Regions from separate parts of the Mus musculus genome. Here regions 2, 3 and 4 are each linked to region 1. A link is a loop called in an ENCODE intact Hi-C map of the cell type or tissue named here. Cell type or tissue: heart. All regions are shown on one strand. Region 1 holds the start of Gm33484 (a long non-coding RNA gene). Region 2 overlaps Atxn7l1 (ataxin 7-like 1). Region 3 holds the start of Atxn7l1 (ataxin 7-like 1). Region 4 overlaps F730043M19Rik (RIKEN cDNA F730043M19 gene).

Region 1 (8,000 bases):
AGGCTCCAAAATTCTCATCAAAGTTAATAAGAATCTATGGCTCAGAGAGACCGGGTCAGGATGGCTGGTAAATGGCCAAGCCAAGACTCCAACTCTATCGTCCTGATCTTGGCTGTGACATTTCATCAGTCCAGCTAGAGAGTGGCCAGGCAAAGTCCAAACAGCAGAGAATTTGGGAGCATCTTGGTGGCATCTGCCAACACTTGGTACACATCTGTCTGTCATGATGTCAGCAGCAGAAACTGACACAGGCTTGGTCATGAAGGATGAAAACCCAGCGTTGCTTCTGTGACAGTGAGCAACACTAAGTGCTGAGACTGTCCGTGGCCGCTATGTGATGGCAACACTTAAGTCAAGTGACCTCGTGGGGTGTGAACACAGGAGACAAACGTCCAGCACTACTTGGGAGACTGACTAGCATAACCACTGAACCCCCAGAACCCGCAGTACCTGAAGACGGGAACCTCCTGATCTCTAAAAGGTGGTGCTGCCTCTTTGCTGGAGTCTCTGTCATGTTTCTGTCACGTTGAAGGTATCCCAAGAGACCTCTGCTGTTGCATTGGTGCATACAAGGAAGAAAAAGTACACTGTCCAGAAACCCAGAGTGGTACAGGCAAGACTGCCTGAAATAGTTTTCCCTAGAGTGGATGCAGGTGGATGTCCTATACAAACTTTGATGGTATTTTTGGATTATTTTGCCAGTTGTAAGAAATCCAAAAGTCTAAGATTCTTCTCAGCTAATTTAGCATGGCTGTGTCCGTATTGAAAGACTCCAAACTTGGGATTTTTCTGCCAGAACATGACAGTGACTAGAATCGGCCCCTCAGCAGTGCAATCAGTTTAGACAAGCTATTGAGACCCAGCTATGAATACAGAAGGACGCTGGAACAATGGGAACTTAAGAGTAAACTGAGCTCTGTAAATAGAAACAGCACATTTCTGCCACAATTTCCCACATTTTGTGGGCTTCATTTGCATTGCCAAGGAAATGGCCATATACATGTCCAGCTGAAAGACAGCCTACTGTGTGTTGGACTAGTGCACTGTATTGTGGAAGATACTAAGGTTTGCATGGTCCCTTCTCCAGTGTCCTGGACATACGTCCTTTGCAAACCCTATCACGGCAGGCAGTAGTAATGCACACCCTGTCTGCTTTGCAGATGTATTGTCTGTGTATATGCTGCCTAAAATATACTGAGAGAACATTTCAGTAATTACCATTTTAATTACACCGTGTGTGTGTGTATGTGTGTGTTCGTGTGTGTGTGTTCACACTTGTGCTTGAGTGTGAAGGCCAGAGGATAACTTACAGAAGTCAGTTCTCCATCCGCCATGAGTCTCAAGCATAGAACTCAAGTTGTCAGGCTTGGCAGCAGACACCTTTAACCACAGAGCCATCTAACCTGCCTTAGCAATCATGTTTCTAAGAGAACAGGCACACAGCAGCAGGCCTCTAGATCAGGGGTGGTCAAGCCTAACTGTGCTTCTAACATTTCTCTAGGGAAAAGCTGCCTGCAAGCTCCTCGGGGTACTCTGCATTTTCCAGAGTCTGTTGGAAGGAGTTATTGTTTTACTCTTTTAAAGTGTGTTTCTAAGGCTCAAGAAATGAATTGGTAGTTAGGAGTAATGGCTACTCTTACAGAGAGCCCAGGTTTGATTCCCAGCACCCACACAGCAGCACACAATTGTTTGTAACTCCTGGTCCAGGGGATCTGATGCCCTCTTCTGGATCCCCATAGGCATTGTTTACAAATGGTATACCTAAACACATGCAGGCAAGCACACATATAAAACTAAGATCAATATTTTAAGCATGCCTGTGGTTGTACTCTTAGCACACACTTAACTGGCTTCCTATAGGAATTAGAATACTGGAGGTGTTAAAAAATAAAAATAGGGTATAGCTTTGCTTGCAAGCCTAGAGTGTCCCCTAGATGACATCTCTGCCAACATTCTTAACTGAATGGGCCAACAAAGCCTAGCTGGGTCCCATCCCATTAGCCTCAATGGAAGAGCATTATGGAAAGAGAAGGGAGAGGCCAGATTGTCCTGGGCTCACTCTCCTACCCCTCCCAACCAGGCAGAGAAATACCTTGACAGAAAGAGCTCCGAGCTCCTAGGCATGCAGGAGGAGCTGCCCACCCAATTTGGTTCTGTTCCCAGTCCCTTCCAGGATTGTGGCTACCTAAAACCAGCCAGGCTCATAGGTACCTTGGATGTACCGTGGTGGTTTGATTACTCTCCTTAGAAATCGCTGGGTCTAGGGAATGGCAGAAAAAACTGAGTTCAGCCACGTTGAGGCATTGGTGGAGGGTTGATTTTGACCTGGGTAGTGTTCCATGTGCTGATCAGCTGTCTTTCCTTTAAGAGGGTAAGCTCATTAGCCAGGCATGGTGGTACACAGTTCAAGGTCATCCACGGAGATTCTAGTCCAGATTGGATTACATGAGCACCTGTCTCAAAAGAAAGAGTGTATTTATTCTCCTGCAGGCTGTCAGCTCCAACCGTGGTGACTTCAGCCTATAGTCCCAGCACTTGACAAGCTAAGGCAGGAGGACTGTGAGTTTGAGAGCTGCTTAAAATACACAGTGAGACTTTGTCTCAAAACCAAACAAATCACAAATAAAAAATAAAGACAACTTCAAACTTCAGAATTTTGAGGTTGGTTAAGTTTTTACTTGAAATCAGAGGCTACATAGTCCACAACTGGCTAAGAAACATTGAGAAAACAGACACATAGTTACCACAAATGCTCTGTGGATCCCAGAGCCTGGCCATCTCAGACACCAAAGGCACAAATCTCCCACACAGCTGAGTCTAAGGCCTACACAGGGTGCTTTGCAGCAATTCCCCCCTGGGAGAGTCTATTTCAACCCCAGTCACTTACTGGCATGTGACCCTTAGCCTCCAGACGCTAGTACGTGTTTGTGATGCTGCTGTGGAAAAGGAGTTTGCTCATTGTTGTACACTTGTCCAGAACTTGGACTCTTACATTCTCTTACTCTCTGGCTACGACTTCTCTGACCTGATGGCAATTAACCAAGCCCAGAAATAATGGACTGGCTTGTGGTTAGGAAGGGCTGTAGAGATTTCCTCTTCCCATAAGCCATAGACGTGGGGTTGTCTTTACTCTTTAACGGCAAAAACCGTGTTGTCGCCTATTGACACACAGTGTAAGAATTGGACATTTCCTTCCACCCAGACACCACTACTTGGACAGTGCGTGACACACGTGCTCAGATGATGTTTGCTGAATGGCTTATTTGCTGGCTTCTTAACACTAATAAGACTGGTGGAAGTGAGAGTTGACTTTCCCCCGGGTCCTCTGAAACAGTAATCGCTGATTTGCCTCACGTCTTTCCATTAAACAATGAGGGATTTTTTTTTCAAAAACATGCCTTAATATTGTGAAGCAGGCTGAAATGAGTCAGAGATTAAATCTAATTGCTAGCTACATCCTTTGAACTATTAGAAACAATAGTGGCTTCCAGCAGCACAGTGAGTTGAAACGCATCGTGTACACGAAGTTATAAGACAAAAGTCCACTAGAGGGCAACAGAGGGCCAGGAATTGACTGCCGAATTTGTAGGCTGACCAAATTCTCTAGGCTTCAGTTCTCTGAGCCAAGGAGCAGACGCCAGAAGGATGAGACACCGCTGCGGTGGAGAATGGAGAGATCAGTCAGAAGCTGAAAAGAAAGTAGGTGAGGAGTCTGTGAGATGGCTCCATTCGCTGCCAAACCTGCGGACCTGAATTCAATCCCTGAGCAGAAGAGAACGGAATCCTGCACGTTATTTTATACACAACAAACGCACACTAGCTAATTAAACGTTTAAAGAAAATAAATCACCCCGTTTTAAGACCAAGAAACTATGCATGGCAGAAACCAGGAGGCCTGGATGTGGAAGTTCCCAGAGGATCATCCTGGGGAGTCCGAGCACAATGTTGCAGACATCAGGGGCCAGAGAGACTGTGCCAAATCAAGCCCCTCACATCTCAATTCACTAGAAATTCAAGAATCTGGTTGAGAATGGAGGGCACTGAGCTCTTACCATACACTAACCCACTCAGCCTAAGCAAAGAAAGGACTGGACTCTCCTGTGGTGACTTTTCCTGAATTGCGTCCACGGGGAAACCGTTTCAGGCATTCGGCGTTGCCTTGACATCCTGCTCTCGCTGACCAGCTGTGCGACCAAGCGCTCCACATCTCCTCTTCTTTTCCCATGAATTGGGCGTGATATTACAAGCAGAACCTTTTAGAAAAGATTTTTAATTATGAGATTGTGCGATGATGGTGGTGTTAGTGTGAGTACAAGAGCCCTCAAAGGCCAGAAGAGGGCGCTAGATCCCCAGGGGCTGGAGTTAAAAGTGCCTGTGAACTGCCCGATGTTGATGCCGGGAACTACACCCAGTCTTCTGCGAGAGTAACCTCTGAACAGCTTTTTATATGAGGGATTTAATGGAGGTTTGATATCTTACAAGCTTGGTTATTTAAAATAATCCATCAATTCCAGGACTCTGTAGGCAAAGGCAGGTGGATCTCTGAGTTCGAGGCCAGCCTGGTTTCAAAGTGAGTTCCAGGACAAAGACTACACTACATAGGGTAACTCTGTTAAAAAAAAAACAAAAAAACAAAACAAAACAAAAAAACCCTCAGACTAAAATAAAATAAATAAAATGCAAAGTCTTTCTCTTATCAGATTGACATTTAATGACGCACTTGGCCACACTATCTGACTCTGGCCACTCATGTCACCTTGAAACTTCTTGATTCTTAACAAGATTTGGGTTGGAGAGGTAGAGAGGAGATGTTGATATTTGCTTTACTTCAAGTTTTGCACGCAAGCAAGACTTTAATATTTTTATTGCACATTAGATGATTTCCGATCACTAAGGGTTCCTAATACCCACCCTCAGACTGCTGCAAGGATTAAATGTGCTGTGGGGCTTAAGGCAACAACAGACAGAGGCAGTCTGTCAATCACCTCAGCTCAGTAGCTTAAACCAGCAACCACTCACACATCTGGAGCCCGCTAGAGACTGGATCACCCCAGCTAAATTTAGCTTACCTCCTGCCTTTTCATCCTCCTGAGATTAGTCACCTACTCAATCGGGGCAGCAGTGAAGAACAGAAAGCACTTGGAAAGACAGACCCCCACGGGCTCCTGCCCAGAACTGGATCAGCTTCTGCCTCCTGCTGTTATGTGGCAAAGCCCTGATCCAAGGCTGGGAAAATAGAATCTACTATGTGATACATACTGTGTCTTTTTATTATGGGTTTCCAACAACCACAGTGTGAATACCTTTGATCAGGGATTGTCTGTCTGTCTGTCTGTCTGTCTGTCTTGTTCATGTTGTTTACCATTGGCAAAAGAGAGGATGGAGAGGTCACAGGGTCATATGGGGCAGGAGAGGCAAAATCTAAACAGGACTGGCTGGCTCCAGAGCTCATGATCTGAGTTACTATGTTCTATTACTTCTCTTAACAAAAGATGGGTGAGCAATTATAGGCTGTGTAAGACCCTATAATATTATAGGGCCCTAAGTGGGACCTAAGTATCATAATGCATTTTTTCCTGGAGTCAGAGTCTCTGGTGGAAGCATCAATTTGCTGTGTTCATTACTGTATCGGGTGGCAACACAGAAAAGATGTATTAAGAAAAGTGCATTTAAAGACACAGAGGCCAGCCTGGGCAACTTAGCAGGGTCCTGCCTCAAAGTTTTTCAGATATAGTTCAATGATGGAAGTGCTTGCCTGCCATGGATGGTGTTCTGGATTCTACCTCTGGATTCCTCAGTAGAGGAAAAGAGGAAGAGAGGAAGGGGAAGAGGAGGAGAGAAAGAGAAGAGGGAGAAGACAGGAAAGGAAAAGGAAGAAGAGGAGAGGAGGAGAGGAGAGGAAAGGAAGAAGAGGAGAGAAGAGGAGGGGAAAGGAAGAGGAAGAAGGGAGGAAAATAAGAGGGAGAGGAGAGGCGGAGGGACAAGGAGGTGGGGAAGGAAACAGAAGAAAAACATGGCCTGCCTAGCGAGTGAAACAGCAGAGCCAACTACCTAGAAAATGAGAGGAATATTTTCAAACTATTTCTCTGACAATGAGCTAATAATTGGGACATAAAAGGAAATCAAGCAATTCAGTGGTAATAAACTCCAAGTAAAACATTGTCAGCAGATCTACATAGGCATTTCTGAAGGAAGACATGCAAATGGCCAAGACGAACATGAAAAGGGTCAGGCTAACAGTCACCCAAGAAACATATGTCAAAACCACAGTAAGGTGTTGCAAGAATTGCCATGACATGTAAACGACAGCAAAGGCTACTTACGAGGAGGAGGAAGGGGAACTTCTGCACACTGCTTGTGGAAATATAAATAAACAGCAGCTCTGGAAAACAATACGGAGATACCTGGAAATAAAAATAAAAAAATAAAAATTAGACGATCCAGCAATCTCACACTTACTGAGGACATTAAATCAGGATATGAAAGAGGAATCTGCATGTCCATGTTTATTGTAGAATCACAGGACCCAAGAAATGGAAGCAACCTAAATGCCTATCATCTGATAAGTGGATGAAGAAAATATGGTCCATAGGCATAATGAAATGCTATTTGACCTCACAAAACAAATGAAACCCCATCATTTATGATAAGGTGTACCTACCTGGAGGTCATTGCATTTAGTCAAATAAGCCAGACACCATGAAATGAGCTCACAGTACTGTGTAGTCCACAGCGTAGACTCAAGGAAGCCGAGAGCAGCATGGTGCACCCCAGAGGCTGTAAGAGCAGGAGAAGGGACAGATGGGGACAGAGATGGTGATGAGGTGTCTATCGGTGGGACTGAGTCACAGTACAGAGGGAGAGATAAGTCCTTCTGCGCTGTTGCTAAGGAGGATTGATGACAGGTGAAGACCACATGTCACATATGTTTTTAAAGTTAGTAGAATTTGCAATGTTTTAGCATAAGTAAATAATAATCGAGGGAGGATATAAGTATGTTGACCCTAATTTACACATTATATAATATATAAAATATTATTATATGTATATATTATATATTATGTGTTATATATAATATTACATTATACATAATATATAATATTATATATTGTATTTAAAGGGTAACTAAAGTTTTCAATGTGTTAGTTAACTTGATTGTGGCAATTATTTTGTAAGGCTTACATGTATCAAATCAGTATGTTGTTGTATATATTAAATATGTACAATTTTTGGTCAGTTGTTCTTCACTAGAGCTGGAAAATATTTTTTTAAAGACGCTATTCATGAGAAAGACTAAGTCAGGCCTAGTGGCACAACCTATAATCCTCACTATTCAAGAGACTGAGGCAGGAGGATCATAAGTACAACTTTGCCTGGTGAGCACAGTGAAACTCTGCCTCAGAATAAAATATACTTCTTCAAAGATTTATTTTATGCACATGAGTACTCTATCTGCATGTATGCCCACATACCAGAATAGGGCACCAAATCCCATTATAGACGGTTGTGACTGAGAACTGAACTCAGGACCTCTGGAAGAAAAGACAGTGCTCTTAACCACTGAGCCATCTCTCCAGCCCCCCAAAAGAGCTAGAGGATGCAGCTTAGTGGCGGAGCCCTTGCTTAGCATGCATGAGGCCTTCGAGTTCACTGGATTCGCAGAGACACAGACAATGAAAAGGGAGAAAGATGAAAGGAAAGATGAGAAAGAAAAGCAGAGAAGACAAGCCACAAGGTATGGGAGATGACCAGACTGAAAAAGCTCACAAAGGATGTGGCCCGTCCTCTGCCTCCCAACAGTACCGCACATCAGCCTGACTTAGGAGCACTGCACTTAGCTGTAGTGTTCAGACCATTTCCACAACCACCTCTGAATATGCATGTCAGCGTCTCACCACTCTATCAGCAAGTTTTGTTACTGTCAGACCTAAGTCAGCCGACTCACAAGGGTGTTCCTTGGTGAGGCTGAGAACAGGGGTTGCAAACCAGCAGACTGTGGG
Region 2 (8,000 bases), 360 kb after region 1:
AAGGTCCTTTGTTATTCAAACTATTTGAGACCAAAGAATAAGATGAAAATCTCCCTCAATTGATTTTATGAAGCCAGCACGACCTGAATCGTCAAGTCTAAAAAGAATGTGTCTCTTCCATCTCAAAAGCTTTGAGGCAAAAAGATGACTCTGACAAAGAAGGCCGAGGAAGGAAGCAAGGTGAGGCGTGTGCATCGGCACCTGCTTTGAAGCAGAGCCTCTCTACCTGGCTGCACTCGAGTCTCCCTGGGAGGTAGGGACCAGGCCCTCAGGACGTTTTCAATTCCCCAGACCCACTGCTCTAAGGTGCCTCCAACTCACAGAAGCTCAACACCTAGTGTGCACCTGGAGATCACCTCAGCTCTCTGGCAGTTTGAGGAGAGGAGCCTTTTCTTTGCAAAATTTCAGGCATGGTCAGAGCTAAAGAATGTCTGGGCTGCAGATGTCCCAGGTCCTATCAGAGCCTGAGGAGGGACCACAGATGGGCAAGTGCCTTGCCTCGGAGGCCAAAGACCCAATGGTGATGGATCTGCTCATGTCTACAAGTCCTGCGCCAGGAGCCTCGTCTCCTGCAAAGGAAAACCAGGACAGCTCAGGGAGTTTTCATGTGTGGAAACAGTGAGTGAGATGTTGGCGGATCAGTTCATTACTGTGCTGCAGAGAGATTAAGCCCACGTGGTAAGCAGGTCGCATAAATAGTTAATGAGCAGTGTAGACGCACAGTTGATCCACGTCTTCAGACTCCTTATTCTTTACACAGTTCCTACATTCAGAGCACTCTAATCAGCCCTGTGACCACTGGACTAATCCACAACATTCGCCTCTTCACAAAATCCTGCAAAGCTCGGCAGAAGAAGGGTGATATTTTGAACCCCATTTCTTCAGCGGGTTCCCTGAGCAGAGACTCTGTAGCTCCCTTTGGTCTCCCATCTTCCTCAAAACCTTTGCCTGAGACAACTTGCTTTTTTGTCTGTTGTCAGCTCCCTGGAACTGGTGTTACAAGTGGTTGTAAGATGCCACGTGGGTGCTGGGAATTGAACCCGGAAAAGCAGCCAATGTTCCTAACCACAGACACTCGATCCAGCCCCTCTATCCCTTGTTTTTCGGTAAATAATAATTATGAAGTGACGTGAACGATTGTTGGCCTATCAAGAATAATTAAATGAAGGGCCATTGGTAGAGGCTTGCTTCATTTCGTATGGAGCAATGCAAGCCCTATGCCTGTGCTCTTTCCACTGTGGTAAAGTACCAGAAATTGATCTGGGCCATCCAGAGCCTCTGAGTCTTTAAACAGTGAAAGAAAGAGCAAACTGCCGAAAGGTAACAGACAAATGGCCCATGCCCCTTGTTGGCTTTATAGGGTAACAGCTGATGGAGTGGGGATCAATGGATTAGGATTAGCAAAATATCAACTGGTGAAGCTGGGTGGTCGGTATATACATATGCTGTGCTTTTTGTGTGTCTGAAAGCTTTCCTTAAAAACAACAAAAAGCTATGGGAAAAGAAGTTAGGTCTTTTCTCTTCCCAGTGCAGTGCCCTAATAGCCTCCCCACAATAGATTCGGCCATGCCATCTTTTAAAAAGTATAATACAAGATGCTGCATGCCTGTAATCCTGGCACTCAGAAGACCGAGGCAGAAAGATTGCAAGTTGGAGACCAGCCTGAACTCCATAGTTGTTGTCCTAAGACAACAAAAAAGAAGGGAGAGACACACAGGTTAGTAGAAAACAATGTCTATTAGACTGCTCCTAAGCAGGTCCAGGACCCTGAACCAATGGAACATCCCAAAAGAGGGCTTGAAATCTCTGCAAAGAGGCCGAAGTGTTCAGTGCCTGGCCCAGAGCATGTGAGGCAGATACTATCAATGACAGATATTATCCATGTTGTTATAGATGCTGTAAGGGTAGCCAAGGGCATGCTGGTCCAGAGGGAAGGAGAGAGACTCAGGGAACAGAATACCTTCTGGGTATCTCATCAGAAACTGTGCTAGCCCCTGTAAGTGGGCATGCACAGAGAAGGGTGAGTCTTTGTCTCCACAGGGACTACGCCAGCAATGTCTGTTGGCCTGGCTGTTTCAGATCATGCTGACCGTATTATGCATCCCACCGGGAAAAGGGAGCATTAATACAGAGACAGGGAAACTCCAGAGTTTGGGTCTACTCGTGGTTCTGGAAAGGATATCTATTGAAATATGGATTCTCTCATCGCTTGCTCTGTTACTCTTTTTGCTTTGCTGTGTTCTATATTCATTTTCTCCCTGTTTTCCTTTCCTTCTCCCTTCCTTTCTTCTTCCTCTCCTTCTTCGCTCCATCCCTTTCTCTCTCTCTCTCTCCCTCCCTTTCCTCCTCTTTTCCCTCTTTTCCTCCCTCCTTTCCATGCCTATTGCTCTTGATTACTGTGTGGAGGAGGAGACCCTGGCCTGACAAGAGGTGTGGGTATGTCAGCCTTGAGGGATCATTTTCATTTACGATAAAGCTGCATTTCCTAAGAACAAAGGCAGCCAAGGCAAGGGTTTGTTTTAAAGCAGAAAGAAGAGGGATCCCGAGGTCTGCTGAGCCTTCAGAACAACATGTAGTACACAAGAGCCAACGAGTCCCATCTGGAGTCCAAGCAAGGGTGAAGACCTGGTAGCCACTTGACTCAAATGTTAGTTGGAGATTGCTCATGGTCTCCTCTCTCTGCAGAGGATTGCCTTAACAAGCACTGGACTGCCTGTCCTGATTGCTGTCCAACTGTGGCATCTTTGAATGATGGCAGATTTTTCTCACCATGACAACAGCTGCCTCAGCTCCGAGAAGCGGTCTGAGTTTGGTTTTGTTTGTGTGGATTTGGGTGTCATGTTTTACATCTTCTGGCACAGAATCTCTTCCATGTGTTTGGGACTTCACAGTAGAGAGAGCACATTTGTGCTTGGATGTCTCCACCTCCTTGGACATTCCCAGTATCCCTGTGGGGTGAGGCTGGAATGAGATCTTAAACCCCGGCTTACCAGAAAAGAAACAAATACTCAGAATTCAGTGTTTTTTCTTTCAGAGTCAGAAAGTTAGTCATTGGCATATATGCAACTAAATTTTTAAATTCCCCGAACTTGAGAGGATTATCAATCAGGACAGAGAGACAAAGTAATGTTCCAAATACAATCTTAAACATGCAGTACTGAGCATTTAACGGGACTCAAAAGCATTAGTGAGGGGCAGTGGGTGTATGGGTGGATGGATGGAGCGCCTATAGGCGAGAAAGTGGCCTTGATTGCTTTTGTACCCTCGTGTCCACCGATAAATATTCGTTTAATGAACAATCCACTTCATAGACTTAAACTTTAACACCAAGTCACACAAGGATTTTGTAGAAAGGTAACTAAAAGAGACAAGGTCTCGGGGCCTGGAGAGATGGCTCAGAAGTTAAGATCACTGACTGCTCTTCCAGAGGTCAGGAGTTCAATTCCCAGCAACCACGTAGTAGCTCACAACCTTCTGTATTGGGATACGATGCCCTCTTCTAGTGTGTCTGAAGACAGCTATAATGTACCCTTCCTATACATAAAAATAAATAAGTAATTTAAAAAAAGAGAGAGAGAGAAGGTCTCACTGTGCCACACAGCCTGGCTCCAGTCTTCCTGCTCTAGTCTCCTAAGTAGCTGAGATGTGCACCAGCTCTGAACATGTACAGTGTGACGATTTATCAATACCTAACAGCACACAATTAGTCTTCATTTGATTTAAAAAAAAAAATCACCCAGCTAGGGAAATGCATCAGTAGGTAAAGTATTTGTCACACAAGTGTGAAGACTTGAGTTTAGTTCCCTGGAACCTGGGTACAGCTGGCTAGCTCCCATCTGTTCTCCTAGCATTCTGACGGCAGCCAAGCTAGCCTACAAGTCAGAGCGATGAACAACAAAGATGTTACATCTGAAAACAAGGGGGGAGGTAAGGACTGATTCCCATGCGAGTCCTTTGATCTCAAGATGCTTGCCAATGGCGCACACACACACACACACACACACACACACACTCCACACACACTCCAGAGGTTTTTAAACTCCACTCGTTTCTATGGTCCTTCCACTGGTATTGCATGCCCGCTCTTGCCTGCCATGCTCTAGATTCTATTCCAAGTACTGGTGAGGCCACAAAGAGCAAAAGGGAAGTGCTTACTTTCATGGAAATCACCCTCTATTTAAGGACCTCAGACAGTAAGCAACTATATTATTACTGGGGGAGGGGAGCACGGTGGGAGTGAAAAATGAAGATGGGTAGTGATGAGGTGGGGGGTTGCTATTTTAGCCACTAAGGTCTCTATGATACAGAGAGGAACTCAGACGCTGTGGACTGAGTCACACCCACAACAGCATTCCAAGCAGAAGCAGCGGCAGGTGAAGAGGCACCTAGGCAGGAGGAGCATGCTTAGTAGGAGTGAGGAGCAACCAAAAATTCATTGAGGCAGACAGCTAAAGGGGATTCAAAGATTCTGAGCAGGGGCCATGGAAATGGCCCAGTGCTTAAGAGCAGCCAACTTGGGTCTACGTGGCAGCAGCTCACAACCATTGTAATGTCAATTCCAAGGGATTGGCGCCCTCTTCTGACTTCTGTCAGTATTGCATACACAGTATGCCTATACATACAGACAAGCACTCATACACGTAAAACCAAAATAGTTTTTAATTCCAAACAATAAAATGAAGGACTCTCCCCACAACTACTACCACCACCATTAAAATCAGCTACAACAAGTTTAGCGGTTATATACAAGTCTGACAGTGACCCTGTCCCCACCCAACATAGGCGCTATTTTGTTCAATGTTGGTTCACACATTTGAGGGCAGCTGTGAACTGCTCAAAAGTCACTGCCAAAGTAAAAACAGAAGATGTGTCTATAAGCTGTCTGAAATCTGTACTTAGATTTTGCCTGCCTGTCTTCCTTCTTTCCTTCCTTCCTTCCTTCCTTCCTTCCTTCCTTCCTTTTTTTCTTTTTAGTTTTCAGAAGAAATAAAAAAATAATGTTTTAAGGGTATTCTTTTAAAGACAGATGTTACTCTTGGCAGGCCGATTCTAGAAGAAAACTGTTTCCTGTGTGTGCATCTTATGCTACATCAGTGAAGGACATGTACTACCATGGTCGAAACAGTGTTGCTCCCTTAATATTAACGAGAAAGGTAGTTTGCTCAGCATACCTCAGTGGTACCCAACGTCCCTTCCTGTCCTGGTTCTCCTCTGCCGTGGCTCCCCCACGCCATGCCTGTTCCTCCATTTCCTTACTATTTGTCACCTTGACATTTTGGAGAGTATTAGCCCAGTATGTCACAGGATACTCTCTGTTAAAGTTGTGCCTATGTTTTCTTCATGATTAAGCTAGGGTTAAGCTTCTTGGCGTAAGGACCACAGATGTAAAATGTCCTCACACCTTATCAACGACAGCTGATGCTCAGAAGGGCTCCTGTTAACACGGCTTCTCTCCACCCGGCTGAAGAAGTTTCTGAGGTGCCCTTTGTCAGTTTCTCCAAAGAGTGACTCTCTCCTGTCCCCACCCTTTCCATCCTTCATTCTCTGGAGGGAACCACAGAGCACAAGCCACTAATAAGTGGGATTGACAGTCCCTGTCCTGTGTGTAGAATGCCCAATGTGGTCTTTTGGGACTTCTCTACAATGAGAAGTTACATTTTCTCCTCCAACTGTCTCTTTGCTCAGACATTTACTTATGTCAATGAGGACTTACAATTCTTTAATTTAGGGCCAGCAAAATGGCTAAAGGCCGTTGCTGCCAAGCTTGATGATCCACAGAAACCACAAAGTTGCAGGGGAGCTCCAACTGCGCAGCCATCCCCTGGCCTCTGACACACAGTCAATTGTGAATTGATTGACACACAATCGATAAATGTAGTTTTAAGAAATTAATCTTTAATTTAGACCAAGGGGTATCCCACCAGAGAATGAAGGGTGGAAAGGGTGGGGACAGGGGAGAGTCACTTTGTTGCTTAGGCAGTCCAGTTGGGGCTGTATTCCTATGATTGGGAGCCTTGATCATTTTTTTTTTTTTGTCGTTAGAATTGTATAATTTTTTTCTGCTTTTTCCAGCATTGCAGGATGCTTCAGGTTCATCTTGTATATGTCCTGTCCCTGTCTAAGAATCAGTTATTTCTCCAAAGAGTCCAAGTTCCTTTCACTGAAGAGTAATCCAAGGAGCCAAGATCTAGGGATGAGACATACTCTCTGTCTCTGAGTCTCCCACTTGGCTGACAGAGCAGAGAAATAAGTCTGTGTATCTTAACCTATGTATCTACATTTATAGATAAACATAAACATTACATACCTATAAATGTGTCTGAATGTCTCCACCTGTGTCTGTATTAGTTCAATAGGGATTCATTTCAGTGTCTCTGACTCAAACCCATCCCGGTAAGGACATTATTTTATTTTATTTTATTTTATTAGACTTTGCCATTGCCTATCCATAAATTTCTACTGAAATAGTAAGAAACCTGGCCGCCACCCCGTGCTATCTGTTTTCTTAATTGTTCAGTTCTAATATGCACGGGCTGCAGTATCGGAACCGTAACTCCTGGGAGCCGGCTTCATCAACTCTGTGCAGTGCTTACGAGCCGGCCGCTTTGCCTTTAATTTTATAGACTGCTCTTTCCAAAGTTACTGAAGTCAGCACTTTCCCCGCAGCGAGGCCGTTCCCTACACTGGTAATACAGTTAAACTCTCTTGTCACAGTCTGCATTCCTTCCTAGATCCGAGAGGACACTTTAATAACATTATTTCTAGCTGAATAGTAAATTCACAAAGAGCAGCTTCAGTGAGAAGCAAAGTGGAGCACACATTTCCTGTCATTTTCCTTGTGTGTTTGTTGGTTGGTTTTTAATAAAAAAGTCTCACATCACACAAGTAATTCATTAATGCAGCTAAAACTCCCCTCAATGCCACTCCCAAGTCTAGTCCGGGTCCCAAATAAAAACGCCGCTGTCAATCTAGGACTTGTCTCTCTGGGGTATTTTACTTCCATATTTATTTATATCCATAGACACGGGCCTACAGAAAATGCCTGGGGCTGCTATGCATCTTCTTATCTTTTCTAAGATGGAGCCCAGGCCAGTCTTGAACTCATCCTGTAGCTTAGCCTGGTCTTGAGCTCACAACACATCCCCCTATGTCAGAGTGGTGGATTTCTAGACGTGCACCAGCTCATCTGGCGCCGAATCTTTTATCGCAGATGATAATACGACAGCCAATCTTCACTGCCAACCTGACTGGGTTTAGAGTCCCGTGGAGCACACACCTCCCTCTCAGGATGCCTGTTAGGGTGTTTCCAGAGGGTTTAACTGAGGGAGGAGAGCCCACTCTGGGTGTGTTAGCATCTCATGGGTGGGGTCCTGGACTGAATAAAGAAGAGGGAAAGGGGGAAAAAAAACCCTGAACAGCAGCCCTCACCTCGTTTCTTTCTTCATCACGTTCGTCCTTTTGTTAGAGTGGTCAGAAAAGTAACAATAAGAGCACCATGCATAATTTATTCACAAGAATGTATTATTTCCAGTCCATACATGACTGTCTTCCTTGTAAATAGATTTCATAAATGGGTGACTTGGTTATAATTCCCCCCCTCCGACCCCCTGCTGTTGATAATGGTCGTGCTAGCCTGTGTTTCCTCAAGAACTACTGGGCTATAGAGATACACATTTTAATTTTAATAGCTCCTGTCAAATTGCCCATCAATACCCTCAAACTGAAGGGGAAAAATTTTTTTTTGTTCTGTATTATGTGGCTGAGTGGGAAAGAATCCGATTGCTAGTTTTTAATTTGTCTGAATGTTCATCTCTAGAGAATAGTAGCTGGGGGTTGAGGGGGGGGTAGGAAGACTCATTCTCTGTTATTTAAAAGAACCTCATGCTGAGATGATTTCAAGTGCTTTTAAAATGTTAATAGTTAAATTGTTAGAAAAAGTGGGTAGTGTGGTGTAACAGTCTTCTCGGCTCTCAGTCAACTGATCCCACAGTGCTGCCACA
Region 3 (8,000 bases), 240 kb after region 1:
AATCCCAGCATCTCATGCATCCTGACTAAAGAAACAGGCCTCAGACATGGGAGGCCGAGGCGGGAAGATTGCTGTGAGGTCACAGTGAGTTTGAGGCCATCCTGGGCTATAGTGTGATACCCCATTTCAAAACAAAACAAAACAAAACAGAAACAAGCAACCAAAACCAAAACCAATGCAACTACTGAGAGCAAGTGAGGGAGGGGGAGAGAGAGAGGGAGGGAGGGAGGGAGGGAGGGAGGGAGAGAGAGAGAGAGAGAGAGAGAGAGAGAGAGAGAGAGAGAGAGAATCATGACAAACATGTCTTATGACTCACTATGTATCAGGCCTTATTTATCTGCAGGGCTCAGCACCCTGAATTTCCCCTAATACATTAACTTAAAGAGAACAGCAGCTTTGGGTGACCATTCAACGGATCAAGAAAGCTGAGGTTCAGTAGGATTCGGGACATTGAATCACATGCTCACACTATCCCACGCTCCCTCAAGCTCCCCTCCCCCAACTACATTAAGCAATGAGGGCTGGCTTTGTTTCAGTGAGTACGCGTACATCAGTTTTCAACTTCTTCCCAGGTGAGCTAAGGGGTAAGAAAGGGCTACCATTGCTCCTATGGTGGCCCTGGCAAGTGACAGTGGTTAGGAACAGAGCAGGATCCACTAAGTCCGAGCCACAGGGAGTACAGAACTCTTTTGCACATCCTAGGAGACAGGAGTCTGTTGACTCTGCCAGGAGCAAGGGGACTGGAAAGCAGAGGACACATTCCCATGGAGGTTGCCCTGCCCTGCCAGAATGCAAATGTCCTGGGTTCCTTCAGTTCTACTTATCAAAAAGAGTCTGTTCATCATGCCCGGCTCATTCATGGCTGGGCTCTAGTGCTATCCATTAACAAAGAGCTGAAATCCCTCCAACTGGTATTCCTAGGTGGCGAGGAGGATTTCTGATGTTAGTCCTGTTTCTAATCTATCACCAGAAGTGAGGTAGGAAAAATAAACAACATGGTCCAACCAGCAAGGTGGGTGGTACACTTGCCTTCCAGGTGCTGAGAAATCTTAGAGAAAAACGAATGGTGTAGGTAGCAAAGTCCTCACAAATTGAGATGCTCAGAGAAATTTAGCAAGAGTGGCAGATGGGATAGATGGATTCATTTAAGTCGAAGTCTATTAAGCAATTTTGGGGACATGTTTGAATGGAACATGTTGGTTTTTTCCTAGCTGCCTCCAGCTAGCTCCCAATGATGGTCCTAGTAGGACACAAGACGTTACACAGCTAAGCCACACCATCGACCCACATATGCTTACATTCACCCAAGGTTCTGCATGGTCCCCTTTTCTAGGCAAGACCAGACCTCAGCTTACTATAAGATCTTCCCAATTTCTAATATGCAGAGCAGATTCCGTTTTCTTGGTGACACATTTTTTCTGAACACTCTTAGCTCATTTCAACTTCCGCCAAGGAACTGGCCCTGCCGTGAAAGTCCATACCCTTGCCACACTGGTCTGGGGTCACTGTACACATGCCTAGCTTCCCTGAAGAGCTAAGCATGATCGTTCTCCAGCTGCAGCTCTGTGAAGACCAGGATGGATCTCCCTCTCTCTCTGACCCTGGGCAACCGGTCCATGAGAAACAATGTTATTTAAAAAGATGCATGGGTGAAGTAATGTCAGGTACAGCGCCTGGCTCATCTAAGATGTCAAGGTCTGAGAAATATTTCCCAAACCACAAGTATTTAAAGTAAGGTAATTCCTTACCCACTGGCACCTTAGTTAGGTAGCAATTCATCCAAACCTGAGAATTATCCATGTCCCATAGAGGCAGGCCCACTCGCGCACACACATCACAGCTGAAAACAAGCCTCCAGAGGTTCCTTCCCCGCCCCCATCCTAATGCAGGTTTTGAGGTTCATGGTGCTGAGTGCCAGGACATTCCAGCCCCACCAGAATACAGCCCAGAATTAAGCAACGCTTCAGTGTGGAGCAGAAGGGCTCCCGGGGACAGCAGTGGTAAGAATGGAAGGATGCTTCACAAATAGAAAAGTTATTGATTACGGGGGTAAGGGTGTCTTTACAGTTTAGGGAATTCCTAGTAAGCAAACAATTCTAAAGAGGTAACAGAAGGTTAAGGTCTCATTTACCAGCCCCTAGGGTCAGAAGAGACATCTCAAAGCGCCACGCGTCTACACACCTGGCAGTCAGGTTCTCCGGTGATGCGAAGTCCTCTGGCCAACCTGCTTGCTCTGTGCAAGTGCTGGGTCTGAGGGAGGGGCTTAGCATCACCCAAGAGCCTTGAGCTCGCTCAGTCTCTGGTGTGCGCGGAGCAAAGTCTCCGCAGTGGCTCTACCAGCTGGGACACACAACCATCGCACAGATCCCCGGGAACGCCAGAGACAAAATGATTTTGGAATTTTGCCTGCTATGAAACCAAGGATGGGATGATCACTCCCCTTGCCCCCACTCACCGGTTTCTCGGAGTTATGTCCATTTCCCCTTTGCTTCTGACTCCTGAAGGCATCTGCGAAGAGACCGGATTCCAAGGCTCACCGAGAGAGGAGACAGGGTGAAGTGGATGGTAGCTGGGAGGTGTACTCTCTAGAGTCCCTGCTCTACCCTGAGGGATAAGGATGGAGGGGTGCAAAACAGCCGATTTCGTTCCCACTAAGCCTCCGGGATCCTTCTGGGACGTCGCATGGTGGGTGACTGGGACTCTGGGAGGAAGAGACTTGCAGCGAGCAAAACTTTCGGTCCTCCAGCGGCGACTGGACGAAAGAACCTGTGCTTCTTCCCGGGGTCGCGCCAGGGTTGCTGGCTGGACAGGGCGGCGGGGCGCAGCATCCTGGCGCGAGGCGACCCTGCCCGGCTGAACCGGCGGCGCACTCAGGCTCTGCTCTCAGCCTGCCGGACTCCGCGCTCTCCCGAGCCCCGCGCACACGGCGCCTCTCTGGCGCCCCCAGCGGCTGCACGCAGCACAGCAGGGCCGGGCAGGGCCGAGCGCGCCCCGCCTCCCGCCTCCTCCGCCGCCCTCCTCCCCCTCTCAGAACACTCAATGTCGGAACGTTCCGAAGATGACGTCGGAGCGTTCTCGAATCCCGTGTCTCTCGGCTGCTGCTGCCGAAGGAACAGGGAAAAAGCAACAAGAAGGAACAGCAATGGCGACACTGCACCGCAAAGTGCCCAGTCCGGAGGCGTTTCTGGGCAAACCCTGGTCCTCCTGGATCGACGCCGCCAAATTACACTGCTCCGACAGTAAGAACCCCACCGCCTGTACCTCCTTTTATTATCCTGTAACCTTTCCATTCACCTAGAGCCACTGGGAAAAAGTGTGTGTGTGAGAGAGAGTGGCCCCCGGCGTCCTCCATGCTTCTCTCTCTCTCTCTAAATAAATACACACAGACACAGACCATCAGAGCACAGAGAGGCCCGGCTGCCAGCAAAGCTGTCTGTCTGTCTGTGCCTGGCTCTCCGGGGCAGGCAGCCTGCGGGGTGGGCTTTCGCAGCCCCACGGTGGTGTCTGTTTAAAAGGCGACTCTGTTGCTGCTTGCATAGTTTTTTTTTTCCTTTCCTTTTTTGGGGGTACCTATCTGGGCCAGGTAGATGGAAAGCCAGACTCGGGAGAAAATGTTGCATTGTCAAATTTTGCAAGATTTTCAGATACAGTATTTAGATCGATCTGTTTGTCAATAAACACTCTCCCTCCCCCCTTGACTTTGGCATCCCCCCTTTTTTCCTCATTTTCTTTTTTCCTTTTCTTTTTCATCTGCAGATGTAGATTTAGAAGAGGCTGGAAAAGAGGGTGGCAAAAGCAGGGAGGTTATGAGGCTTAATAAAGAAGGTAAGTGGAGCTCTTGGCATGTTAGTGTTAGCTTGTGTGGCAGAGTCTTCACAGGCTTTGGAATATAATGTGAATTGTTCTGTTGGGTACAGAGTGACTAAGGCTTGTCAGAAATTGAGCACGCCCAGGTGACTACTGCTTCACTGTTAACTTCCTTCTTCGAAGTATAAATACAACTTGGGGGGGGGGTCTTTCAGTGTGGGGGAGGCTGTGGAAGGCAGAAGTTTACTGCACTCCGCTGGAGTCCACATTGGTCTCTGCCATTCTCCTTGGAGCACCATTGGCCAATGGTGGTGGTGGGGTTTGAAATCCCTGAGTGAGGAGGCATGGGGCTCCCTTCACAAGCATTCCAGCCTCCCTTGTATGTAAATTCACAAGTTTTAATGAACCCCACATGGTCGGTCATTCCGGCAGCTTCTCCACTCTCACTGAAAACCGTTGCACATGGCAAGCCTTGGCTGCAAGTAGCATTTTGTTACTTGTTGCTGGTCACGGTCACAGACTGTAGGCAGTGACCAGGGTTAGGGGTTATCAATATGTGCAGATCTTTGGCCTGCACTCTGACCCCTCCCCCCACAAATCTGTGCTTCCCAGCATGAAAATATGATACCTGAAAGGGGACACATTGAACAGACAATGACCCCAGATCTGGCATGTGAGTGAAGCCATTATGTCAGGCCTGGGCACACCATACACCTTTGGTTGTTGTAAATCAGTGATCCTTGTTTGCAAGCCTGCCATTGGTCACTCTGGCCTCTGGCTTCAAATGGAGCCACACTGGAGGACCTACTTTGTGCTTAAAGAAAGGATGGGTTCGTTTGAATTGTGATGCACTATCTGGAGTCTTGTATGGAGAACTGGCCGAAATTGGTGGTGGGAAGGAGTCATGGAGGGGCCAGAGGAATTGATGGGGGTTGTCAAAAAAGTTCAGACGTAACTTGACAGTAGGAGCATTTTCTCATCCGCGGCGAGTGGAGAAAAGCCATTCGAGTCTGCAGCCTAGTCCACTGGTGAAAGGGGGTGTTGCCCGCAGAGGTGGATGAGACCTGCTTGGAAAGTTGGGACTTGCGGACTCACACCAAGAATTGCCGATTTTCAGTGCCACACTATTTCCTGACCGTCCAGTAAGACGAATCGCTTGTGTTTCAGGAAAGAACGTGGACATTAAAACATTTACATCTTAACTCAAGGGCTGTTCTCCGGCACTGTGTTTCTGCTAATTAAGTACTTTGGGAACAAAACATTATTCTAAAGATGTTTGCCTCTAAATATCTTAGCGTGATCTTGATGCGTGTGTTTAGGATCCTCGGGGGACTGGCGTCAAGCGGGCTTCTTACAAGTGGCAGCTTATTGGTGCTAAATGTTCATGTGTGTTGGCAATGGAAAGGGATCCCCAGTGGTCGCCTCTCTTCCCAGGAAACTCTTGAGGTCTTGAACCTTTTAGAGAGCTAAGCTCTCAGACCACCAGCACTGTATGCTAAAGTTGACTCAAGGCTGTGGCGTGCACAGGATTGGCACGTGGCAGGCCAGGGTGATGAGTTAGGACCATAACCCACAAAATTTATCTTCCTGCTGCCCCATCTATGTCAGACTGCTCTTGTTCTCAGGTTCTCTTTGCTGCACGAGCAAGGGAGAATGAAATGCTCTCCTTCTCTCAGAAATCATAGTCTTGCTTCTTCTCTCCTCTGTCCTGTGAGGGTACAAGGATTTGCTTCGAATTGAATGCGTTTGCAGGAGGGACACCCTGTCGCTGTTCAGTGTCCCAAGCAGTTGGCTTATATAGCCAGGCATGGACTTAATCTCTTTGTTGTGGGCCTCGTGGAGTGGCCTTGGGTGACAATGAGGAATGAGAAGTTCCTGAGGTCTTCCTAGTGTAGGAACGCAGCTTTTCTTACAGAGAACATGTGTGTAGCAAGTGCATGCCCTTTGGTAAGAACTTAAGAGTTGGGCCGAGGCTCTGTGTCACAGTGTGGTCACATTGGGCCCCCTTGTTGGAGTAATCAAGTGGGAGGCCTTAGGGTGGGCAGATACTTGTGAAGGATGATTGCAGGACCCAGCGTAGCCCCTGTGGGACTCTGTGCATCTGTGTTTATGAACATACATGCCTGGCCATGGTGCTGTTGGCTAGAAGCAGGTCTTGAGGAGAAATATGGTAATAAAAGAATAAAAGTTTAGGGTTGCAATTGAGAAATGGCAGGACATACTGTTGCAGTGCCAAGTATATAACATAAAACCTACCATTGTAAGCTTTCCTGAGCACATAACCCAGTGGTATTAAGTATATTTACAGTGTCTTACAACTGTCACTAATCTTCATTTCCCGGCCTGTTTACCGTCTCAGCAGACGTAATCATATGTGCGATGATTTCCCATGTCCCCCAGCCCCTTGGTCCTGGCATCTTCCATTCCCTTTCTGCCTCTGGGAAGGTTCCTGTTCGAGATTCTTCAGGGAACCTGACTCCTCCCACGACGATATTTGCCCTTCGTGGGTTGAGCTTGTTTCTCTTAGCAGAGTGTTCACAGGGTTCATCCATGTTACATCGTGTATCAGTTCAGGCCTTTTCAAGGTAGAGTCATGCTCCTTTTGGCATCTACTACTCATCCATTGGGTGTGTGGGCCGTTTCTACCTTTTGACTATTGTGAATAGTGCTTTTCTGAGCATCAATGTGGTACAATCATTTTTCAGACGGGAAGTGAGGCTGGAAATATGAAATTGGAGTCATTTTGCCTCCCGAGCTATCTCGCCACTGCTGGGGCAGATACTGCAGGCACTGGCAGACTTTTTGAGTAATCTGGTAGTTGACATCTCCTCCTGCATCCCTTCCTTTGCTTTGTCGCCTATGCTGAGGAGGTCCTGTTAGCTGGATGCTCTGAAGTTTCCGTGAAGAACCTTCCCATCAGCCTTCCTATCCCCTCTAAAATTATACTTACAGAGGATTCAGCAAAGGCATTTGAATTGCAAACTGTTGCTAGTTCCCTTTTGGCCTGGGCTTGTGAGGGCTGCCTTAGGGTAGCTTCACTGAAAGACGAACTAGGGAGAACTGGGAGCCAACCTGGCACTCAGGCCCTGGGGAGAAAAAGGCTCACTTCTCTGGGTTGATCCTATAGACGTAAAGCAAGGGTTTGGGACTAACTGCCCTCCGTAGTCACTTTGAAACCTCTGTACTCAGGCTTTCCTAGTGAATGTCTCAACATTTAAAATACCGCCATGCCGAACAATCTGCCTCTAAAGAAACTTAAAAACAAAATGAAACAAAAACTCATCGCATTTAAAACAAACAAAACACCTTAAATGATTTCAGAAATATTGAGAATAACAGGGTATATTTTCTCAGTTTTTAAAAAAGTTTAGCTCAATATAAACAAAACAAACAAACAAATGAAAACAAACCAACAAAAAAATCCAACTGGACTGTGTAATCTGCTTACTAGAAACAGTTTGTGAATAGTTTGGGGTCTTCAGGACCTGAGTCCAGACCACAGGAGCTTAGTCCCAGAGCCCACAGATGTGAGGGGCTGCATCCAGACCTTAGCAGACAAGAGGGAAAGAATCTCAGTCCAGACCTCACAGATGTGAGAGACCCAGTCCAGATCGCAGCAGAGGAGAGGGGTCTCAGTACAGACTCCAGAGAAGTATAGGCCTGAGCCGAATGTCTACCACAAATGTGTGACCCCCAGGAAGAACACTATGGCCTCAGTTTGGTCTGAAAAGCCATAGCTTTCCTCAGAGGAGGCTCTAAGGAGCCCTGCTGGCACACTCATCATGAGAACTGTGCTAACTGATAGAAAATTCTAAGGAAGGCCATTTTTCTATGCTAAAGCTGTATATCACACTATTTTACCCAGCCAGGTAGGTGTGGCCTGAAGACGTTTCCCAAGCCAAAGTCTCACTCAGTTGGGGAAGATGTTTTCATTACTAAGGGTCTCAACCAAACTCTAAACAAAACAAAACTAACTTGTAGACAAAGAATGGCATCCACGTGTCTCAGAAGGGCCCTTAACTATGAAACAGATTATCAGGGCCGCTAGGAAGCAAGACAGAGAGCTCAGTGTATCGTAAGAGCTGACTGCATGCCCTCTTTGATTCCTTTTTATTATTACAGATATTACCATCATTTATTACTGAAACTAGTTCTGTAAAACTAGGTATTAGTTTAATTACCATGAATTTTTA
Region 4 (8,000 bases), 200 kb after region 1:
TGCTCTCTTGCACTCTTGCTCCTGAAGATGTAAGCAATAAAGTTTTGCCGCAGAAGATTCCGGTTTGTTGCGTTCTTCCTGGCCGGTCGCGAGAACGCGTGTAAGACCTGGCAGGCTCTTGGGAGGGCATGCAAGCTCACATGTCATTATTCACTGATGCCCATGAGTTCTCTAAGCAAGTGAACTTAACTGGGGAACAGTAAGGGGAAGTAGGGAATCAGGGGTGCCTAGCTTATTACTCGGATCTTCCTACTCTTGCCTACCCCTTACATGGGTCCTTGACGATGAGCAGTGGTCTTCTTTCTGTATGCATTTCTGAGGTTGTCTATCTGGCCACATCCCCTGCCTGTGGTGGGTTCACTGCATTTCTTCCTGACTCAGGACAAAGGCTCTGCTCTGAGAAAGACAGGCAGAGGAAAAGACTCTGGAAACTCAGAGCCCCTCACCAGGCCTGGGCAAAGCTGTCCTGCCTTTGCCCTGGGCAGTAGTTGGCAGCTCTAGCAGGGCTATTGATTTCATTGTCATGTCTGTTTAAGAATGTGCTGCCGAGAGATCTGTTGACAGACCCATGTCCCTGGGAAATCCCAAGCGAAGCAAGCAAGTGTGAAAGGAAGCACTGAGAACAGATTGAGCCCTCTGTGTCCTTGAGCTGGAGGACAGCCTTGCTGTCACAGCTCGGATCCTGATGGCTTTATACTGCAGTCTGGCTGGGAGCTGTGGCAGGGAGTAGGGTTGGAGGGGGGGGGGGTCACTGGACAGTATGTCCAGTCATGAGCTAACTGGGTCCCTTCCACAGTACGTTGGGCCTCCTAGCTGCCAGGTGATGTCCAGACTGGTGAAGTTGACATCCTGGTTTTATTTATTTATTTAGGAACATTGTATAATCATTTGACCATCACTTATAATCATATAACTTTATTAATAGCTCTTGGATTGGCTTAATCATGTATGCATGGCATGCATCTTTGTACCTGTAAGTACATATATGGGTATTCTCACACACACACACACGCACACGCACACACACACACACACACACACACACATTTAGAAGAGATTTCTAGAAGAAGCTGTATTGTCAGTAAACAGACCAGAGTATGATTCTGTTCAGAGCTTCCCCATCTGCAGCTTCTAAGAGACTTGGCCTCCCAAGCCACAGCCTCATTTACTCGTACCACACCCCTGGCTGCCGTTCCTTTGTGCTCACCTAACCCAGTGGACCCCAGGCATGGGCAGGGCTTCATCCATTGTATTTTCTGCAGGGTGCCACTTGGCTATAGCCTTTATCCAGTGCCTGAACCAGGCGAAGGATAAAAAGCCAGCCATGTCTACCCCATGCAAACCAACCTAAAGGGCAAAGTTCACTCAGCATTGCTTTGACTGAGGCCTCTGTCACTTGTGTGTAATAACTCACTCTTCCCTCGGCCCACTGTCAACGCCCTCCTTTTCCCTCAAGGTTGCCTTACATTTCATTGAACTTAAATACTTCTAGCAAGAGCAGATTCAAATGTAGCAATTATTTACCATTAATAATAATCTTCAATTTGTAGATTTTAAAGCCCCGTTAATAGGAAAATAAGTTACCAGCTGCATAACGCACTGGGTACACTAGCGAGAAGAAGCACACACAGTGAGCATGAGAGAGGGCTGCTGATCATCTCTATGGAGTAGCAATTATTTTTAGCAAATTTTCAGTGGAACCAGCTGGCCATGCATATTAACTGCTCTCATGCCATTTGCATTCGTTTCTGATAATGTTTCTTTCCCCCTTGCAATCACGCCTGCTTTCAGAGAACTGGCTGGGCATGCCAAGACCAAAGCCCTGGTAGATTCAGTATCTAGTGAGGGTCACCCTTCTTTGGAGAGTGTGACATTTCTTTAGCCTCACAAGGCTGAAGGGACAGAAGGAAGGCACAGACAGCTTTGGGAAGCATCCTTTATCAGGGCATTAATTCTGATCATGATGGTCCCTCTAACTTAACTTAAGCACTGCCACCTAAAGGTTCAGTTTCAACATATGGAATTTGGAAGGGCACATCCATCCAAACCTAGCACTTTGCCATCTCAACCTTCTTCGTATAACTAGGGCCAACCAGAAAGGAGCCAAGCAGAGCGGGCTCAGTAGTACACGGGTGCTCAGCGGCAGGAAGCCTGGGTTCTGCTCGCCAGACTTGTCAGTCAATAGTGGTCTTAGTTCAGGGACACTCATGTGACTCATTACCTCTTTTTAGTAAGCTCTCTGTGTTTGAATCTCTTTCAAGTAGCCTCTGTTGGTGAATCTGAATAATCTAATGAAAGGAAACACACACACGTACACACACACACCAAACACATGTACACACACACATACACACACACCAAACACACGTACACACACACACACACACACACACACACACACACACACCAAACACATACTCAATGTTACCTCTCACCGGGTCTGAGTCCTGCTTCACTTTTGTACTGGCACTTATCAAACCTCAATTATACTTAATAATTCTTCATCCGCTTTTCTTCTTCACCAGTGTGTAAGCATTGCTAGGGCAGATGCTTACTGCCGTATCCCTAGAGACCGAGACTACGATGAGAAATGCTGGAGACTGGCTTGTTGGTTGGATGCATGAATAGAAGTGCGGTTGAAAAATCTACTTCTGTCAAGTGGCAGCTGTGGAGCATACAGCTTTAGAGGAGAAAAAGGCAGTTTAAGTCAGGCAGCCATCAATCAACTTCTGCCGGTGATTCTCCCTTGGCATCTTCCTCCCTGTCATTGTCACCACCAACAACACCTTGATTGCTACTCTTTCACTTAGTTTGACTTCTGGTCCACAAGAAACACTCTACTCAATCAATCCAATTAAATGGGAAGTTTAGCAAATATTTGTCTGTGTCAAGTGCTTTGCACCCTTCTCTCCATTGGTCGGCTGGTCTACCTCCTCAGGAACACACAGAGCCAGGTGACTAGTGAAAGGGCCAGGGACTAGGAAGTAGGGGTGGTTGCTAAGCAGAGATTGTGCTAAATCCATTGATACTGCAAACACAATTCCAGGGGGCCTTTTCAGTCCACACACAGCACTGATTTCAAATATTGCTGTGCTGGTAGTTTTATGTCAACTTGACACAAACTATCATCATTATCTGATATGGAAGAACCTCAACTGAGAAATGCTTCCAGAAGATCTGGCTGTAGGCAATCCTGTGATTCATGAATGATTGATATGAGAGGGCCCATCCTGGGCTGGTGGTCCTGGGTTCTACAAGAAGACAGGCTGAGCAAGCCACAGGGAGTAAGTCAGTAAACAGCATCCCTCCATGGGCTCTGCATCAGCTCCTGCCTCCAGGTTCAGGCTGGGCTTGAGCTAGGCTGGTCCTGGCTTCCTTCAATGGTGGACTACAATGTAAACCAAGTAAACCATTTCCTCTTTTCTTGCTGTTGGTCATGGAGTTTTATCACAGCAATAGTAACCCTGGGAAGGACAACTGCAGCTCAATACCTACCCCCCAAACGCAAAGAGAAACCATTCTTATGGAGCCATTAAAACATTTCCCCAAAGTTTTTATACCAGACAGCAGCATATCAATATAATTGTAGTTATATTGGCCAAAAAATATTTTTAAATACATGTTCATCTCTAGCCAGATCTCTCTTTTAATCTAAGTGAAGTTTCTTTTATTTTTAAGAACAGCTTTAATTGCTACTTATTTTATGTGTGTGTGCTGGAGGAAAAGAAGGAGGTCAAAGGGTTACCAGACCACCTGTAACTGAAGTTACAGGCAGTTGTGAGCTGCCTGATGTGGATGCCGGGCAGGAATCGAACTTGGCTCCTCTGTAAGAAGAGTATGTGTTCTTAACCTCCGAGTCACTCCACTTTAAGAATAAACAAACAAATAGAATGAATAGAGCATAAAAGACTTAGTAGTAGCAATGATATGATATGAAGATGTGATAAAAATTTAATTAGGGCAATTGTGGTGGTGGGTAGAGTGGCAGTGTTGGTAGTGATGGTGATAGTGGTGATGATGTTGATTGTGATGACAGTAGTAATAATGGTGACAGTGATGATGCCTGTGATGCTGCCGGGAAGAGTGGGATGGTGGTGATGATGATGGGTTGGCCATGGTTACGATGTGGTAGTGGTAATGGTGATCACGGCAACCGTGATAATAATAATGGTGATGGATGGTGACAGTGATGGTGGTAACAGTGATGGTGTTGGTAATGATGCTGAAAGTTGTGATGGTGTAACAGTGCATTAATGGTGTGACCATGTTAGCTGCTGGCAATTAGCAAGGACTCCTGTGATGAGCTCTTTAGGCTCTGCTTTCTGTCTATTCATTCTTCTGTCCATAGCTTTGGGTATCATAGTATGTATGTACTGGGACTGGGAGCTAGGCAGGGTTGACCTGCCCACAGGGCCTTGCCTCTGCTGTGTTTAGCTTTAGGGAAATGTTGCCATCTAGTGCCCCACAGGAGTCTTAACTCTCTAAGCAGACAAGGCAGCCAGCCTCCCACAGCCTACCTCCTCCCTCTCTCCCAGGTCAGAGCCAGGCATGCCCTTCTCAGGCCAGCACCACTTCCACACAGCAACCATGCAAACATCCTCATAAGTTGCTTTGGTTTTATTTTCAGATTTTTTTCCCATTTTGAAACAGATACAAAGAGAAAGCCAGTAGTCATAGGATGAAGATTTGACCACAAGTTACTATTGACTGTGTTACTTTGTAACATGTAATATGCTGTTGCATAGTAAACTGGGCAAGGCAGGGGAAAGGATTTAAAAGTCACTAACAATATGCAAGTGAAGTAATCAGAGAGACACTGGCCTGGCCGTCTCTTGCTCCTCTGGGACCTTTCGCACCATGTCAGGTGGACTTCCTGGAGTTACTCCTCCGCACATGGAGCTGTAAAGCTGCGCACACTGCTGTGTGTAGTCAGCACCTCTCCAGCCATCCTGTGCTTTCTGAGAAAACAGCTAGATATACCTATCAGCAAACTGGTGCTCCGGGTTTCTGACGCTCTATTAGGAAAAGGGGTGTTGTTAAGGCAGGCATCCAATGACTATGTTCCTTAGAGGGCACTGGGCTGGAAGGGAGATGTTCCTGGGCCAGAAACCGCTGCAGTCTCTCCAAATCAGCCTGTCCAACCTTCAACCTAATCCTGCTTTTCGTGGTGTTTTTGGATCACAACTTGGATTTATACATCTATGGGTTTCAGGCCAATCTTCCCTGCTCCGTTGGGCAAGGCAAGGTCTACATCTATTCTGTCCATTGCTGTATCCTAGGAGAGAGACTCTGACACCAGGCCCCAGGCCCCCCTGATGTTTGTCTGAGAAAAACGGGTACACAGCTTTGGGAAAACTTGGTTTAGTGAGTGGGCAAGAAGACAGGATGGCAGCATACATCATAGGTACTGGGAGACTTCCTTCATTCATACTCTTGGGGTTTTGCAACTGTCCATCCCTAAAGCCCTCGGTCCCCCTTGAAATCTTGTGCTGGAGCCCTTCAACATTTTAAAGCTCTCCCCTCTCAACATTCTCACACACAGCCACCTTCCACTGGGCTGATTTTAATGGAGAATGAAACAAGTAGAAGGCAGAGCGTTGGGGAAGTTGACAAAGATAAACGGGGAGGAGGAAGTTTACATGGGAGAAGGAAGCTGATTGTTGTCCCACAGCTGTTCTGCACCGTAACTCAAGAATACCCATCGAGATTTGTTCCCTTCATCCGGGAATTCACAGGGACTCCTCACCGGAAACAAGAGACCTCAGAGGACACAGGCACTTGCCATAGACGGGCAATGCTGTGGCTCCGAGCACGCTGTCAGCTGAGAGCCTGTAACAGTCCATCTGGGGACTAGCAACCTTGTTGAAATGTTGAGAACAAAGGCTTTTTTGTCTTCTGCCACTTGTGAGGCAGTGCTTTTCAAAGGAACTCTAATTATAAATCCTTGTGAGTAAACTTGGCAGCGTTGAAGATCTGCCTTGTGTCCTAACTTTCTCAGTCCGTTTAGGCCTGGCGAAATCCCAAAAGCTTTCTGCCGAGCCCTCTTTTCCTAATTCCTAACCCCTAGAGTGGCTTCAGGGAAATTTCATCCATATGTTTCTGAGGCACTTACAGTGAACTCGTGTTCTGCTAGAAGGAATGTGTTCTCAAGTTCCAGAGTCCAGAGCATAGCATGTTTTCGGCCTGAAATGGATGATGCTAGCTTTGGGAGAATGTTTTTGAACTTTCTAATTACAAGGCCGGAAAGAGTGTGGTATTTCCTGCTCTGGCTCTCCTTCTCCTTTCTAGAGCGTGTTTGAAAACCTTCGCTATTGTTTATGAAGCTGGTAAATGTCACGTGTATGTTTGGATCTAAACAAGCTGGGGATCTAAGAGGGTTTTAAAAAACAAACAAACGAACAAACAAACAAACAAAAAACAAGTTCCTATTTTTAACCTAAGCCAGAAAAGAAAGAAACATTTATTGAACTCACCATACATGGCAGGTGCATCTCAGCAGCCTGGTGAAAGAGACATTATCCTTATTTATAAGGAATCAGACACAGATTCTGAGAAAAAGTTTGTACTTAGTAAACTCGAGCTTGGGATTCAAACCAGAAGGCATCTAGCTCCAAGGCTGTGTTCTTTCTTATCAGCCCCACGAGTTCACAAACACAAAGCGGGGCTTTCGTATTCTAGTTCATGGTCGGTGTGAGGCTAAGGGTGGCAGGCAGTTTTCTGTTTGGCTTCTTTTAAGTGAACAGACTAGACTAGTCGCTACCGCCGGAGGATTAATCGTTCTTCGGTGCTGTTGTCTCAGGAGAGTTTAGGCCAGGGTCTTCCTCAGCGTGATCAGATGTCAGACACGGAAGCTGTTGTTTTGGGGAAGAAGTGTTTTCATGATGATCAGCTATCAGCTGAGCAGAACTACAGGTAAGAAAGAGGCACACTCCGGTATTTACTGGTTTGTGAGACAAAAAGCTCAGTTTCTTCAGCAAATAAATGGCAAGGAAAAATAAAAGGAAGGAAGCCTAGAGATGACAGAGAGCAAGCAAGAGTCGTTCCCAGCAAGGGCAGTGCGCAGATGTTACTTGGCTTTTGGTTTGGAGAAACCAACGGAACAAAGAAGTTGTGAGATAAACAGGAAATCAGAGTACAGACGGAAAGATATATATTATTAACAGATTAGTGTTAGTTACATATGATGAAGATCTACTGATCAGATCTAAAGAGAAAAGGACAGACCTTGGTCTAGTGCTGGAGCTCCAGGCAAGAGGGCATGCTTGTGGGACTGAGTCCCATCTGTCTCCTTGCCACAAAAGACAGACAGGATTGTATAGCATAATAATGGGGGTTTAAAAAGAAAAGGAAGAAGCAAAGAAGGGAGGGAGGAGGAGACGGGAGAAGAGTTGAACCAATAGAAAAGAAGTTCCCATCAGAGAGAGCCAAAGTCCTACAGAATCATGTCCGCACATGTGCAGTTTGTGAGGGCCCAGTCTCTGCCTCTCTCTTCTCTGACCAGCAGAGCAGAGGGCCCTCCTTGCTGGGAGAGAACACCCAGTGCTTTCCAGCTTTGTTGTGCAGCACAGAGGTTTGCTAGCTGTGCCGGAATGAGAGCCATGTCAGGTAACTGGAGTTCTGATGACAAGCGATCAGATAGCAGAATGCTGACAGACAGGGCCTGTGAGGTGGTTGTGAGGAGCGGGAGGGGGCTTCAGACTTCGAGGTAAAGACCACCTGTTCAGCAACTCCAGCTGCAGAACTTTTTCAAATTCAGTCTTTCTTGTTCCTTTATAATTCATATATGTTGAATGCATGGAGTTTAAATGTACAGTCCTTACTGTCCCACTTTAAAAATTATCTTTGATGAGCACATATGCTTTATTATCCACACCACAATGAAGAGAGGAGAGGTCCATGGTTCTAGAAAGTTCTGTCCTGGGCCTGTCAATTACTCAAAAGTCGCTACCTTAGAAGCACTGTGGTGCCTGATTCCTCCCTCCATGCTTGCCTATCTATAA

What was found. Peaks named below come from ENCODE experiments on the same cell type or tissue, not always from the same donor. Only the 100,000 strongest peaks of a DNase experiment are listed, where the experiment ranks them.
Region 2: it touches region 1 in a loop (4-fold over the local background); 13 of 42 quality-filtered maps call a loop at or near these places.
Region 3: it touches region 1 in a loop (2.7-fold over the local background); 2 of 42 quality-filtered maps call a loop at or near these places.
Region 4: a loop joins it to region 1, with 4 times the contacts of the local background. A loop is called at or near these places in 16 of 42 quality-filtered maps.

Annotation. Positions count from the first base shown.
Region 1 is chr12:32,906,693-32,914,692 of GRCm38, forward strand. It overlaps Gm33484 (a long non-coding RNA gene), which reads right to left and starts at 2,442. Exons shown (of 3, transcript XR_381437.2): 1 at 2,212-2,442; 2 at 451-548. In heart, CTCF peaks have their summits at 3,541 (motif pointing right) and 4,337 (motif pointing right); no DNase peak of the experiment used is centred here; H3K4me3 peaks cover 698 bases; H3K27ac peaks cover 277 bases; H3K27me3 peaks cover 598 bases.
Region 2 is chr12:33,265,377-33,273,376 of GRCm38, forward strand. All of the region lies in intron 3 of Atxn7l1 (ataxin 7-like 1), which reads left to right. Among named protein-coding and RNA genes, the nearest start is that of Gm38649, 11 kb to the left of the region's middle. In heart, a CTCF peak has its summit at 4,584 (motif pointing left); no DNase peak of the experiment used is centred here.
Region 3 is chr12:33,144,677-33,152,676 of GRCm38, forward strand. Atxn7l1 (ataxin 7-like 1) reads left to right here and starts at 2,295. Exons shown (of 11, transcript NM_001374022.1): 1 at 2,295-3,239; 2 at 3,757-3,825. The coding sequence starts at 3,059. It overlaps F730043M19Rik (RIKEN cDNA F730043M19 gene), which reads right to left and starts at 2,910. Exons shown (of 6, transcript NR_015602.3): 1 at 2,456-2,910. In heart, no CTCF peak of the experiment used is centred here; a DNase peak (open chromatin) is centred at 3,045; H3K4me3 peaks cover 2,307 bases; H3K27ac peaks cover 1,361 bases; H3K27me3 peaks cover 1,744 bases.
Region 4 is chr12:33,105,287-33,113,286 of GRCm38, forward strand. F730043M19Rik (RIKEN cDNA F730043M19 gene) reads right to left here. Exons shown (of 6, transcript NR_015602.3): 6 at 6,425-6,851. Among named protein-coding and RNA genes, the nearest start is that of Cdhr3, 16 kb to the left of the region's middle. In heart, a CTCF peak has its summit at 4,455 (motif pointing left); DNase peaks (open chromatin) are centred at 4,465 and 5,755; H3K27ac peaks cover 1,433 bases.